Regions from separate parts of the Homo sapiens genome. Here region 2 is linked to region 1. A link is a loop called in an ENCODE intact Hi-C map of the cell type or tissue named here. Cell type or tissue: mammary epithelial cell. All regions are shown on one strand. Region 1 overlaps BTBD9 (BTB domain containing 9). Region 2 overlaps BTBD9 (BTB domain containing 9).

Region 1 (8,000 bases):
TGCAGTATTTTCACTCTTCTGGTAAAAACTTAGATACATGTATGATATGGTTTCAATCTGTTTCCCCACCCAAATCTCATGTCAAATCGTAACTCCCAGTGTTGGAGGCGGGGCCTGGTGGGAGGTGACTGAATCATGGGGTCAGACCTCCCCTTTGCTGTTTTCATGATACAGTTCTCACAAGATCTGGTTGTCTGAAAGTGTGTAGCACCTCTTCCTTCACTCTTTCTCTCTCTCTCCTGCTGGCCATGTAAATAAGTGCCTGTTTTCCCTTCGCCTTTTGCCATGACTGTAAGTTTCGTGAAGCCTCTGCAGAAGCAGAAGCCCGTACAGCCCACAAAACCATGAGCCAATTAAACCTCTTTTCTTTATAAATTACCCAGTCTCAGTTATGTCTTTATAGCAGTGTGAAAGTGGACTAACACAGGAAACGTGTACCAGAGAAGTGTGCCATTGCTACAACGATACCTGAAAATGTGGAAGCAACTTTGGAACTGGGTAATAGGTAGAACTGGAACAGCCTGGAGGGCTCAGAAGAAGACAGGAAGATGAGGGAAGGCTTAGAAGTTCTTAGACTTGTTAAATTGTTGTGACCAAAATGCTGATAGTGATGTGACAGTGAAGTCCAGGCTGAGGGGGTCTCAGATGCAGATGAGGAACTTATTGGGAACTGGAGTAAAGGTCACTTTTGCTATGCTTTAACAAAGAGACTGGCAGCACTGTGCCCCCTGCTCTAGGGATGTGTTGAACTTCAAATTTGAGAGAGATGAGTTAGGGTATCTGGAGGAAGACATTTCTAAACAACAATGCATTCAAGATATGTCCTGGCTGCTTCTAAAAGCATATGCTCATATGCATGAACACAGAGATTATCTGAAACTAGAACTTATATTTAACAGCTGGGCATGGTGGCTCATGCCTGTAATCCCGGCACTTTGGGAGGCCAAGGTGGGAGGATCACTTGTGGTCAGAAGTTCGAGACAGGCCTGGCCAACATGGTGAAACTGTCTCTACTAAAAATACAAAAATTAGCCAGGCGTGGTGGTGCACACCTGTAATCTCAGCTACTCGGGAGGCTGAGGCAAGAGAATCACTTGAACCCAGGAGGCGGAGGTTGTAGTCAGCGGAGGTTGTAGTGGTTGCACCACTGCACTCCAGCCTGGGTGACAGAGCGAGACTCCATCTCAAAAATAATAACATAACATAACATAACATAACATAACATAACATAACATAACATAACATAAAATAAATAAAATAATAAAATAAAATAAAACAAAACAAAACAAAACAAAACAAAAACAAGCTGTACGCATTTACATTTACCTAGACACACACATCCATACTACTATATGTATCCATCCTTATAATAATAAGGGAATACATAAGTAGAGCCCAAAAATTCAATCCTGTAAAATAAAGTAAATCCTATAAAACAAGAGCAGTAAAAATTTTTTTCCCGGCAATCTTTATTCTTAAAAAAAAATGGAAAGGATAATAAGATACATATTGATATGGTTTGGCTTTGTGTCCCCACCCAAATCTCATCTTGAATTGTAATCCCCACGTGTTGAGGGAGGGACCTGGTGGGAGGTGACTGGATCATGAGGGTGGAATTTCCCCATGCTGTTCTCATTATAGTGAGTGAGTTCTCCTGATATCTGATGGTTTAAAAGTGTGGCACTTCCTTGCTCTCTCCCTCTCTCTCCTGCTGCCATGTAAGGTGTGCCTTGTTTCTCCTTTGCCTTCTGCCATGAATGTAAGTTTCCTGAGGCCTCTCCCCAGCCATGCACAACTGTGAATCAATTAAACCTTTTTTCTTTATAAATTATCTAGTCCCAAGTAGTTCTTTTATTTTATTTTAATTTTAAATTTTTTTTTTTTTTTTGAGACAGAGTCTCACTCTGTTGGCCAGACCGGAGTGCAGCAGTGCAATCTGAGCTCACTGCAACCTCCGCCTCCTGGGTTCAAAGGATTCTCATGGCTCAGCCTCCTGAGTAGCTGGAGCTACAGGCGTGCACCACCAAACCTGGTTAATTTTTGTATTTTTAGTAGAGACAGGGTTTTGCCATGTTGGCCAGGCTGGTCTTGAACTCCTGACCTCAAGCAATCCGCCTGCTTTAGCTTCCCAAACTGCTGAGATTACAGGCGTGAGCCACTGTGCCCAGCCTCCAGGTAGTTCTTTTTTTTTTAGTTTTTTTGAGAGGGAGTCTTGCTCTGTTGCCAAGGCTGGAGTGCAGCAGCATGATCTCGACTCACTGCAACCTCTGCCTCTCAGGTTCAAGCGATTCTCCTGCCTCAGCCTCCCGAGTAGCTGAGACTACAGGCGTGCGCCACCATGCCCAGCTAATTTATTTATTTATTTTTTTGAGATGGAGTCTCACTCTGTTGCCCAGGCTGGAGTGCAGTGGCACAATCTTGGCTCACCGCAACCTTTGCTTTCCGGATTCAAGCGATTCTCCTGCCTTAGCCTCCCGAGTAGCTGGGATTACAGGTGCCCGCCACCACACCTGGCTAATTTTTGTATTTTTTTGTAGAGATAGGTTTTCACCATGTTGGCCAGGCTGGTCTCAAACTACTGACCTCAGGTGATCCACCAAACCTCAGCCTCCCAAACTGCTGTGATTACAGGTGTGAGCTACCGCACCCGGCCTCCAGGTAGTTCTCTATAGCAGTGTGAAAATGGACTAATACACATATGTACACACTGACCACATACTAAGCTGAGAACCCTAGAAGGGAAAAGTGAAAGGCTACAGCTCACTGTAACTTCTACTCCAATTCCTCCATCAGGTGCAAGGTGGTCCACTAGAAGGGGCTCTGCCTGTGGAGTGGGTCGGAAATAAGCTTTTGCACACACTGACCATTTTGTGTGAATCTCTCCTGAGCTTCCCCACTCTTCCCTTCCTTAAGGACTGACTGTATTATTCCATTCTCATGCTGCTATGAAGAAATACCCGAGACTGAGTAATTTAGTAAAGAAAAGAGGTTTAATTGACTCATAGTTCTGCATGGCTGGGAAGGCCTCGGGAAACTTATAACCATGGCAGAAGGGGAAGGAGAAGAAAGGCACCTTCTTCACATGGCAGAAGGAGGGAGAAGTGCCGAAAAAAGGGGGAAGTCCCCTTATAAAACCATTAGCTCTTGTGAGAACTCACTCACTATCACAAGAACAGCATGGGGGTAACTGCCCCCATGATTCAATTACCTCCCACCGGGTCCCTCCCACAACATGTGGGATTATGGGAACTACAATTCAAGATGAGATTTGGATGGGGATACCGCCAAACCATATCCCTGACCCAATTTATACCCTCCACTAGGAGGTCTTCCTGATACCAGTACCCCAGCTCTGGTTAGTGCCCCCTGTTCAGTGTTCCTACAGCATCTGCTGAAACTTCCCGATACATGACTTATTTTACTGAGTTGTCACCTTCTGTTTAAGTGTCTTTCTTCTCTATTAGCTCTTAAGATCCTTCAAGGCAGAAACTACACCCATGTGTCTTTCTCTCCCCTGTGTCTAAGATACACTCAGCAGCCTCTTAATAAATGTCTGCTTAATGCCAAGAAATTTACAGTAGCTAAAGAAGTTAAGCTTTACTGACAAGCAGAACCAGCCTTAATATCTGGTTAGAGAAATAGGACTTGGAAAAGCACAGCCTCCTGGTCTAGACTAGTTCAGACTCACTAGTGCCACTGTAGGAAACTATCTGCATTAAGGCCCTTAAGGCCCCTCTGCCAAGCCAGGAAGTTTGCTTCTTTGCCACATTCTAACACCTTCATCTGCTACTGAACTTCCTCACACCCAAATCTCTGTTTCTGCTCCAGAGGACATTCACTTTACTAAACACAGTTGTGAAGCACAGAAGTTGTGTTATACGTCTAGGTCACTGGATGCCAAAAACCCTTAACAGCCCAGATTTCCAACTCTGTTTACTTTCCCAAAAATTTTACAGCATTCTAAACATACTGTTACAATCTCAAAATAGTTTTAAATGACAGTAGTAACCATAGACAACCTATTTCTATTTACTATCTTCAGCTCCTCTGAGGGAAACGGTATTATTGCTATGTAAATTAGCACTTCTGTAATGCTCCTTAATATTTACTGAATTTTCCAAGGCCTAGCTCAAAATACCATTCTTCATGAAGCCTTATCTTACTAGGCAAGAGATACGTTCAGTTCCTTTGCAGCCCAAATCAATACTTAACCTTTCTCCACACCTGTTTATGCCTTTGTCTGTTGTTCTCCACTCCACTTATTTCCATACCTTGCCAATGTGACTGTCCGGCTACTTTGAATCAGATGGTAAGTTTCCTGTTGGAAGGAGCCCCCTTTACAGTGCCTGTCTTCCGGTCTTTGTGCCAGGAATCTGTTTTCTTTCAGCTCTATTCCTTCCCTTGTCCTACACTGGATCTCAGAGGCTAAACCTTTGAAAACTACGGTTTCCCAGACTCCCCTTACCAGCCTGTTTTTTTGTTCTGCCAACAGAAGAGACTGGTGGAAGACTGAAATATAGGAGGAAGGAAAAAGACATGTTCTTGTCTATTTGTTTCCGGTGGTACTGAAGGTAGCAGCAGGTGAATATGGACTCCGGTGTTTCTGTTCAGATAGCACAGTTCCAGTGGTGGCAGCAGTAGTAAGTGTACCGACAGCTTCAGCAACAGAGTTCTTGTGCTTCTGCTGCTGATTTTGGTTGCCCTAGATCCAATCCCAGTAGTCCCCCCTTATCTGCAGGGGATATGTTCCAAGATGCCCAGTGGATGTCTGAAACTTCATGTAGTACCAAACTCAATATACACTATGTTTTTCACTACACAGTAACAGGCAGCTAGCATATACAGCATGGATACACTGGACAAACAGATGATTCACATCCCTGGTGGAGCAGAGTGGGATGGCACAAGATTTCATCATGCTACCAGGAATGGCATGCAGTTTAAAACTTATGAATTGTTTATATCTGGGATTTTCCATTTAATATTTTTGGACCACAGTTGACTACAGGTAAATGAAACCACGGAAAGCAAAACCACAGATAAGGGGGTCTACTGTACAGAACAAAAAGTTACCAGTCTTCCTGGATCCATGCTGGTAAGACACAAAAGTAACACTTTAACGGCCTAAAGCTGATAATAGAATCTTATTCCTATTCTTTGAAAGGGTTAAAGAAACCATAATTTTGAACCTAGAGCTCTATGCCCTAGTTATTATCTCTCAAGCAGAGAGGTAGAACCAGGGACAAGGATGAGAGGGACATATGAGAACTTCTATTTTCCAGGAGAACCAGGAGACCTTAGGAAGCACAACCAGACTTCTGTAATGCTGAATGCCACACTCTAATCTCAGTGTAAAGTGTTTACTGCTCCCCCAAGTCTTACTAAAAGCATATTCTCTATTCACCTAGAAGACTCATAAGAAGAGAAGAGCCATTTAAAAAAGAAAAAAGGGAATGCAAATGGCCCTTAAACATATGAAAAGATGCTCAATTTCTCTCCTAAGAGAAATGCAGTTAAAATTGCACTGAGATACCATTTCTCACCTATCGAACTGGCTAAAGTCCAGAAGTTTGACAACATGCTCTGCTGGCAAGGCTGTGGGGAAACAGTCTTTATCATACAATACCAGGGAGAATTTAAAAATGTTATAATCCCTGTGAAAGTGAATTTGGCAATATCCAGGAAAATTCTATGTGCATTTACTCTTTGATCATACAATCCCTTCTCTAGAAATCTATCCCAAAGATATATTGGCAAAAATAGGAAAAGACTTATACACAAGGCAATAGCACTATTTGTAGTAGTGGAAGATTGAAAACAACCCAAACGGTTCATCAATAGAAAACTGTTTATTTAACATCAGTTAAATAAACGATGGTATATCTATACTAATGAGGACCATGCAGCTATAAAAAGAAACAAATAATATCTTTCTCTATAGCTAGCTCCAAAATAAGTGTTGTACAGAAAAGCAAGGTGAAACCAAGTGTGGTGGTATGTGCCTACAGTCCTGTTTGCTACTCAAGAGGATGCCTAGAGCCCAGAAGTTCTAGAACAGCCTGGGCAATAGAGCAAGACCCTGTCTCAAGAAAAAGAAAAAGAAAATAAAAGAAAAAGAAGCACAGTAAGGTAAAAAATATATAATATGTATGGTATATAGTGTGCTACCAATTATTTAAAGACGTTGGGAGGATACAAAATATAAATTCAGAAATAAATATATTTTCCCACTTTTAAATGGAAGGATAACAACAACAACAAACTAAAGGAGGAAAAAAAGAGATTACTTACAGAGGTAGAGAGGGCAGGAATAGAAGCTTCATTTCTCTGAATATAGCTCTTTTGCAGGTTTGATTTTGGAACAATGTAAGTATTTCACATAGTTAGGAAACAAAAGTCTTTTAAAGGCAATCCCTAAATATTGAAAGCAAAATGGAACAGATGAACCTAATTGTATACTGAAATAGTGGCATAACTACACAGAGAATCGTTGCAAGTGACTTCAAAACATAGTCATTTTACTGTATATTTCTAGAGACAGAAGGACCTAAAAATCAGTAACAAAAATCTTAAAACTCATTTCGGTAATCATATGGTTCATAGCTGTTATGTATGTATTGGGGATAGAGCAAATGAATATTGTACTGTATCACTGATAACCAAGATTTTACCTATGAGGAAAAAGAGATGAAAGAAAGATCAAAAGCTTAAACAAAAATCTTGAATGTGAATTAGAAGTGTCAGCATATACTCATGATATATTTCATCTGCTAAATATATGTCATATAAATAATTAAGTGTATGTGCACGTATTTCCTAGTTCTGTCTACTGAAGGTCTAGAAATAGCAGCAAACACAGTAGCAAAGATCATCTACAGTATCTACACTGAGGTTTCCAAATGTCATTTTCCTCTATACGGTATCAAGCCTTCAGGAAGGAATGGCTGATTCTAGATCAAGGGCAGGAAATGTACAAAATAAACCTAGTACATCTTGTTATGCCAGAAAGCACGGAACTATCAAGGACTACTAAAGTCTTATCAAAAGGACTCAAAAACCAATTTGAAGAGACTAAAGATACAATGATTTGAATATCATTACTAATAACTGCAAGTGATTAAAAGATTTCAATCGTGTTTATTCCCACAAACTCAAAATGTATGTACTTACCTCCCCCTAACAAATCCCACAAACAAACCTTTGTCACCCTTGAAGGATGCTAGGGAACCACCTCTTTATTTTGAAAACTGGTGAAGAATGTAACATTTATCCTTCTTTTCCTGAGCGAATTGTATCTCAGGGTTACTAAATGAGTGTTGAGGAAAATTTTCTCTTTCTAGGGACTAAATGAAGAAGGAATGACGTATTTGGAAAATAACCATTTGCAATCCAAAATTACGAAATAATGAACCCAGGAAATAATCATCAATGGATGTGAACATCCAAAACAGAGAGACAACTAGAGGTTTTCTCTGCTTCTGGATAGATACACACAACACTACCTATGGAGCATTATTACCAAAAAATAATAGTTGAATCTGATTAAGGCTCTATCTAACTACCAAGTTACAAGAAATGCAACAGATAAACATGCTAAATGTTACCACGGAAATTCAATGGCCAAAATCCAGACTGGTAGACACTCTATACGAGAAAAGCCTAGTTTCTTAACAAATAAATAATTAGAGAAAAACAGACAAAGATAGACAGATAAATAGAAGAGAACATATAGATTTAAAGAGATTAAAGAATCACAACAGCTATTTGCCTAATATGGACCTTAACTGAGTTCTGATTTACTCAACCTATAAAAACACATTCTCACTCCAGACTTTGAAACAATTAGGGAAATTGGAACACTGACTGCATATTTAATGCTCTTAAGGAATTACTGTTCAGTTTTAGGGTAGTATGACGGTATTGTGTTTATGGCTACAATAAGGAGGCCTTACTTTTAGATGTGTATAATAAAGTATTTATAGGTGAAATGATAAAATGTC
Region 2 (8,000 bases), 68 kb after region 1:
ATTGTCTAGGTTCCAGGATAGAGCTATTATGAATTATTCACAAAAAGGCAGTATGTATAGTCAAATGGTTAAGAAAACAGGCTTTGGAGTGAGTGACCTGGGTTCAAGTTCCAGCTCTGCCACTGATTTATCGTAGGACTATGGACAAGGATTCTTCATTGTAAAATGAAGACAAAAGTTAGCATTAAATGAGAATAATTCATTGTAACATACATAGCAGCTTAATGCCTGACACCTAGTAAGTGTTCAACAAATGTTAACTATACATACTCTACTCTTTAAAAGAATCCTAAGGAAGACTACAAGTGGCTTTCTATATTGGTTCCAATATATTTGAAATTATAACCAGAAGATGTTCTTTAAAATTGCTAATATAATCAATACACAAAATCAATTGTATTTCTATAAATGAACAATGAAAAAATGAAAATAAAATTAAGAAAACAATTTCATTTACAATAGCATCAAAAAGAATAAAATATTTAAAATATATTTAGCAAATATGCAAGACTAGTACATTGAAAACTATAAAGTATTGTTGAAAGAAATTTTAAAAGTCCTAAATAAATGGAAAGACATTCTGTGTTCATGGATTAAAAGATTTAATATGTTAAGGTGACGATACTTCTCAAAGCGATCCATAGATTCAATGCAATCCTTTTCAAAATCCCAACACACTTATTTGTAGAAATTGACAACCTGATCCTAAAATTCATATGGAAAGAACCCAGAATAGCCAAAACAATCCCCCATCCCCAAAAGAGTTAGAAGAATCACATTTCCTGATTTTAAAACTTATGACAGACCACAGTAATCAAGATAGTGTAACACTGGCATAAGGGTAGACATATAAACCAACAGAATAAAATTGAGAGCACAGAAATAAACCCATACATCTATGGCCAACTGATTTTTGACAAGGCTGCCAAGACAATTCAAAGGGGAAAATGTGCCTGGGACAACTGGATGTCCAATACAAAAGAATGAATTTAGACTCTTGCCTCACACTGTATATAAAAAGTAACTAAAAATGGATCAAAGACCTAAACATAAGAGTCAAAACTATAATACTTTTAGAAGAAAATAGAGGTGTATGTTATCATAACCTTAGATTAGGCAACAATTTCTTAGCAATGAAACCTAAATCAGCAAGACTTGGTGGCTCATGCCTATAATACCTGCACTTTGGAAGGCCAAGGAGGGAGGATTGCTTGAGCTCAGGAGTTCGAGACCAGAGTGGGCACCATAGTGAGACTCCATCTCCACTAAAATTAGAAAAAAAAATTAGCTGGACTTTGGTGGTGTGCACCTGTCATCCCAGCTACTCAGCTGGTTAAGGTGGGAGAATTGCTTAAGCCTGGGACACAGAGGCTGCAGTGAGCTATCATTGCACTCCAGCCTGGGTGATAGAGTGAAACCCTGTCCAAAGAGAGGAGAGGGGAGGGAAGGGGAGGGGAAGGGAGGGGAGAAGAAGGAAAGAAAAAAGAAAAGAAGAGAAGAGAAGAAAAGGAAAGGAAAACCTAAATCACAAGCAACCAAAGAAAAAATAAATTGGACTTCATCAAAATTTAAAACTTTTGTGCTTCAAAGGACATTATCAAGAAAGCAAAAAGACAACCCACAAAAGGAGAGACAATATTTCCCCACAAAATTAAATCATATATCTGATAGGGTTCTGGTAATTATATACATATGTATATCTTAAAACTCAACAATTTTAAAAAATCCAATTAAACAATGGGCATATAAACAAAAACCAACTCAATTTAAAAAGGCATAAAGAATCTGGATAAGACGTTTTCCAAATAAAACCCTGTAAATCCCCAATAAGCATATGAAAAGACACTCAATGTTATTAGCCATCAGGTAAATGCAAATGAAAACCACAACTGATATACCCACAAGGATGGCTATAATCAAAAATGTCTGATAATGACAATGAGTGTTGATGAGAATGTTGAGAAATTAGAACCATTTCATACTACTAGCCGGAATGTAAAATGGTACAGTTTCTATGGAAAACAGTCTGGCAGATCGTCAAAAAGTTAAAGACAGAATTTCCATATGACCCAGCAATTCTACTCCTAGTTATATACTCAAGGGATCTGAAAACATATGTCCATACAAGAACATGTACATAAATGTGTATAGCAGCATTATTCACAGCAGCCAAAAGACTAAAATGGCCCAAATATCCATCAACTGATGAATGGATAAGTAAAATACTGTATATTCATACAATGGAACATTATTCAGCCATAAATAGAAATGAAGTACTGATATATGCTATAACACAGATGAACCTTGAGAGAATTATATGAAGTAAAAGAAGCCAGACACAAAAGGCCACATATTGTATGATTCCATTTACATGAAATGTCCAGAATACACAAATCCATAAAGACATAAAGCAGATTAGTGGTGGCCAGGGGATGGGGAGAGAAGGGATTGGGAAGTGACTGCTTATGGATACTGAGTTTCTTTTTAGGGTGATAAAAAATGTTAGTGGTGATGGATGCACAACCTTCTGAATACACTAAAGACCACTTAATTGTACACCTTAAAATGGTGAATTTATGGCATATTAACTATATCTCAATTTTTAAAATTCCAAAATAAGCCGCTAATATAAATCCATTCCTTTAGCACACTAGCCCATTTTCTTTCCTCAGCAGACTTAGAGAACAAGTACTCTTCATTTACCATAGCATGATTTTGTGAGTCTTTAATATCTTCAAACAGTAGTAGACCCAGTTAGGTAACCTTACTTGATACAGAAGTAGAATAGACAAATTTGCATCTTATCTGGCACAGTTCCAAAACAGAGGATGCATTCATTACCGACAGCACAGCTAGGACAATAGAAGAATCACACATTTGAAAAGTGAAAGCTTCCGCCCAGAGCAAGTCAATAAAAAAAAACAAAACCCCAAACTACTAACTCTTCATCCCTGAGCCTGCCTGGCATGCATGGGATCTCATTCTGCCAAAAACCAAATTCAAAACAAATATCAAGATTCTAGGGAGGGCAAAGTTCAAACAAGCAAAAGCATTTCTAGTTGTTACTGCAGATAAGGGATAAACTGATGTGTTTCATTCTGGGCTTGTTATTATCAAATTGACCCTGGCCAGCAGAGGATAAAATTAGGATGGTTTCACTCCAGGTAAAAAGGTAGAGCTCAGTTCCAGAGTGGCCCGCACTTGAAATACTTTCTACTTCAATTAATTCTGTCAGAAAAGAGACAAATTCAGAAATCTCTTCAGGTTAGAGCCCTAGCCCTTTTCAGTGTTGTAAAATTCATACTGGGAAGAGGCTGAGGTAGGAAATATTACTGTCATCACTGAGGCTTTCAGTGCTTATTGTCAATCGTTATGAAACGATCTTGTCTGATTCATACCTCTAAACAATCAGAAGAAATCAAAGTAACAATGTAAGAGTTTCAGGAACAAATACAAAACTTGCCTGATGGTTGTAGCTTTGAGTTGTGCAATTCTAGGAATGTACCATGATCTCTGGCTTCTATCCAGAATGCTAAATAGACAATCTATCTGAGGAAGGGCCTGATCCCTCATACCTGGCCTGGGCAGGTCTGTGACTACATGTGTATCACTCGCTTTGAACCTGATACCCTATAAGACAAGGGAAGAAAATCTGGAAACTGGCAAAACAGTTAAAAAAAAAATTGGACAGTCATTGTAGGGCTCCTGCCAACTTCTGGTTTCTTGCCATAGAGAGTAATGATTCCTGCCAGTCACTTAGAAAAAGAATAGCTTCTAGAAAAGCTAAATTGCTATGACCTGAAAGCAGCAACTCTGCATCAGCACATAAAAACTTATAGGAAGTTGGAAGTCTGAAAAATCAGATTCATATTCAGAAATTTAATCTCTCCTCCAATACTGAAGCTATAATGAGAAATAAGCTCCTGCAAAAACACATATTAATCATTTTATTGGTTCTGTTGTTAAAAAAAAAAACAAACAATAACACCCAGCTAGTGTTACATTCTCAGTGCAAATGATATAAGGTTTTGTGATGGCAAAACCTTCAAATTATTTTATCCATATTTGTTCTATAACTTTTTAATACTAAATATTCCCAAATAAATAGAAGTCAATGGACTCAGGAAAGCAGCCATAAAGCCTATTTGAGTTTCCATACTGATCGCAGATCTTCTAGTGTTGGTCTAAATATTCTAGTGATAAACAATTCAGCACCTAGAATAATTCTCCATGTCAGCTGTGCACAACAGTTACAAATGAAATTTTGAAAATGTCTTTGGGGGAATAAAAGCTTTGTGAAGATGCTGGGGGAGGGGCAGTGAAATGTGGGTGCTTCAGAAATCAACAACAGTGGACAGGATGTTAATGAGCTATGACGTCAGCAGAGACATGTATTGGTAAGCTACTATTCAAGTGGGCTCAACTTTAGGCCTCTCAACCCAAAACCTGAGCTTAGATCCAACACACATTCATAGGTCTTTAGGTAAAAGGCAAGGGAAGATAAGGAAAGAAATTCTTCACAACTCTGTAGGACAGGGACCTAGCACCTTCTTATAAATCTTTGGCTCCTACACAAATCTAACATTTTAGAGTCCCAGAAAAGAGTAACCATAAGGAGCATCAGCATAGGCCAAAGGCAAAATTCTTTGCCAAGCTCTAAGTGCTGTTGAGATTTTGATCTAAAGCCCGAGAATTGATTGTGTGTGTGTTTTTTTAATCTCCAAATTCTACTGACTATCAGCAAGTTGAAGCAAGCCCCACATCACACTGTAGAGGAATATACATACATTACCATTCCATTAAATTTCTTGTCAGAATTGGTACTTGGAAAAGACCTCTTAGATTAGGGAATACATTTTCATTTACAGTAAGGAGTTGGCATTCCCAATTCCCAGTGGTAGTACTAGAAGAATTGGAAAAATAATTTTCTGATACTCTTACTCTCAAAAACAATGTTAGAAGATTAAAAGACTAGTCCTGGATATGCAATCTTAATAAGAAGAATCACATTGGGGAAACTAAATTTCTACAGGTATCGTGTCATCTGAAATCAATAATCACCTTGGTGAGGAAGGTAGGACAAAGTACTTTCTTATTATGATATTTTAATGGGGATCACACTTTGCTGCCCAGGCTGGAGTGCAGTGCCTATTCACAGACACGACCACAGTGCACTGCCGCCTCAAACTCCTGGGCTCTAGCAATCCTCCTGCCTCAGCCTCCTGAGTAGCTGGGACTATAAGCGAGTGCCACTATGCCTGGCTATGATTATCACCATGCTCAAGGAAGCTCAATGACCAGTCTGAGCAGGATTCACATGGTAAGTAGCAGAACCAGGTCTGGAAGTGAAGTCAGAGTTCAAATTCCTTGTTCTGTTTCCACTACCTGGCTGTCTTTTGTAAGGAGAATGGGAGGCAGAAATGGGAGTGAACAAGAAGAAAGCAGAATAAAAATGTATGTTGCACCTGAGTATTTCTCAAATAGATTTTAATTTTATTTTCCTACAGGTTTGGAAAAGTATTTGATGACATCTTAACTGTTTAAACTTTTATTTTCCTTTTGAATCCGACTTGCAACACATCTGTTGATCACATATAAAATAAAATTGCCAGAGATTAAGCAATGAGTTGTTTTCAATAAATTCTAACTTTTGTTCCCAGTCCAATTCAAATGGCAACTTTCAGAATGAGGCCAAATTGAAAGATCATTTCAGAGCAATAAAAGAGGAAGTTCTTTCAGTAGGGAATCACTTTTGAGTTCTAGTTCTTTGCAATGTTATATTTAAGACCAATTACTTATCCAGTATGCCTGTGTACCAGCCTGGCTATGCCCGGATCAGGACGAGAAGCAGACCAGCCACAGTTCTTCCTGTGTGCAACCTGCAGCAGCCCCTTGCAGAGTCTAGCTGGGGTTTTGAAGAATTCTAGTCATGCATTTAATAAAAGTCATTTTCCCAATGTGCTAGACTTCAGTTCTAACTTGGAAAAAGGGAGCTAAGTTGGGTAAAGTTAAATGTGGGGAAATATGCAGGACAAAATCAGCTAAGTGACTGCTTTCAACAAAAACCAAAAACTATTTCATTTTCCATGGGTATTTTCACAATGTTTTCCTATGTTCATGACTATAAAGATGATCAATTGTAAATCCTGAAGTAGCAATGGAAATAATTATCAAAACTGGATTCAATTAGAAGACTAACAAAATCCATCATGCTTGCCTTTCCATCCAGATAAATTCAAGAATCCCTGCATTCAAGGTCCTCAATGGAACAACTCTGATGTATAATCAGATCAAAGGAAAGCTGTTTTTGCTTTCTTTTTGGAGATAATTTATTTTTCCTAAAAAAGGAATCCCAATGAAACAGCTGATACATAACCTAAAATTAGGCCACTTTACTTACTAACACTTGAAGGACACGATTTAAAATCATGGCACTGGCAAAGCGTGGTGGCTCATGCCTGTAATCTCAGCACTTTGAGAGGCCGAGGCAAGAGGATCACATGAGGCCAGGAGTTCGAGACCAGCCTGGGCAACACAGTGAGACCCCCATCTCAAAAGAAAATAGAAAAATTAGTTAGGTGTAGTGACATGCACCTGCAGTCCCAGTTTCTTGGGAGGCTGAGGCAGGGGGATCACTTGAGCCCAGGAGTTCAAGTCTGCAGTGAGCTATAATCGTGACACTGCACTCCAGCAACAGAGCAAGACCCTGTCTCTAAACAAAACAAAACAAAACCAAAAAAACAGTTCTCATATTCTCTTACTTCCTTTGCCTACTATTCTAATGCTTAAAGGTTAAATACATTGAAGAGAATCCAAAAAGAATCCAAAGCTTTGTGATCTGGATAGGGGATGAACCCACCAATGTTTGTTTTTCCTTTGCTCGGGTTGAAATAATTCCAAGACTGCCACATTGACACCTTAGCCTTACATCATGAGATATAGTTGTTAAGGTCACTATATTTGCATGTTGGCTTAACAAGAAAAATCCCTGAAAAACCACTGAACATACAAACTATAAATACTCCAAAGTAAACAGTTGCTGTGTAGAATCAACAAAAAAAGAATATATGCAAAGAGGGAACATCTTTTATTATTTCCTAAGTCTTACCAACAACAGGCTTCCAAATTAATTTTGTCTTTACCCCTCTTTGTCCGAAAAACTAAGGCTAAAAGCAGTAGCATTTCTACCATCCCTCCCTCACTCAGTCCATTCTCAGGAAACACAGAGCCCAAAGGAAGTATCCAAAGGAAAATGATACGAAATTCTAATGCTTAGGTACTACTTCAGGTACCAGTGCTATAGAAAAAGACCAAAGAGAAATAATTGGTGGACAGGCGCAGTGACTCATGCCTGTCATCCCAGCACTTTGGGAGGCCGAGGCAGGTGGATCACTTGAGGCCAGGAGTTCGAGCCCAGCCAGGCCAACATGGTGAAACCCTGTCTTCACTAAAAATACAAAAACTAGCCAGGCATGATGGCAGGTGCCTGTGATCCCAGGTACTTGGGAGGCGGAGGCAGGAGAATCGCTTGAACTAGGGAGGTGGAGGTTGCAGTGAGCTGACATCACATCACTGCACTCCAGCCTGGGTGACAGAGACAGACTCCATCTCAAAACAAAACAAAACCCAAGACAAATAATTGGTGGCCTACAACATAATGTGAATTAACTTAATTCCTTAAGCAAGCTTAATCAGCATACTTTTCTGAGATATTCTATAAGGGCTTAATAAGTGTTCATTAGTTTTGAAATGGGAGAAAAGATGTAAGATAGAGTACCCTGTAGTTGTTTTTTAAATACTTATTTTTAATCTATATTTCTAAAATTCAGGAAAACAGATGTTCATAAACTCCTGTTTACTGATTAAGAATTTCTTGAAAAGGCTATCTCTAAAATATGTGATCTGGCTGAGCATGGTGGCTCACGCCTGTAATTCCAGCACTTTGGGAGGCCGAGGTGGGCAGATCACCAGGTCAGGAGATTGAGACCATCCTGGCTAAC

Evidence for each region. Peaks named below come from ENCODE experiments on the same cell type or tissue, not always from the same donor. Only the 100,000 strongest peaks of a DNase experiment are listed, where the experiment ranks them.
Region 2: it touches region 1 in a loop (13-fold over the local background); 2 of 110 quality-filtered maps call a loop at or near these places.

What each region holds. Positions count from the first base shown.
Region 1 is chr6:38,333,383-38,341,382 of GRCh38, forward strand. All of the region lies in intron 7 of BTBD9 (BTB domain containing 9), which reads right to left. Among named protein-coding and RNA genes, the nearest start is that of BTBD9-AS1, 140 kb to the right of the region's middle. In mammary epithelial cell, a CTCF peak has its summit at 4,880; a DNase peak (open chromatin) is centred at 4,889.
Region 2 is chr6:38,401,639-38,409,638 of GRCh38, forward strand. All of the region lies in intron 6 of BTBD9 (BTB domain containing 9), which reads right to left. Among named protein-coding and RNA genes, the nearest start is that of BTBD9-AS1, 76 kb to the right of the region's middle. In mammary epithelial cell, no CTCF peak of the experiment used is centred here; a DNase peak (open chromatin) is centred at 3,503; H3K27ac peaks cover 1,361 bases.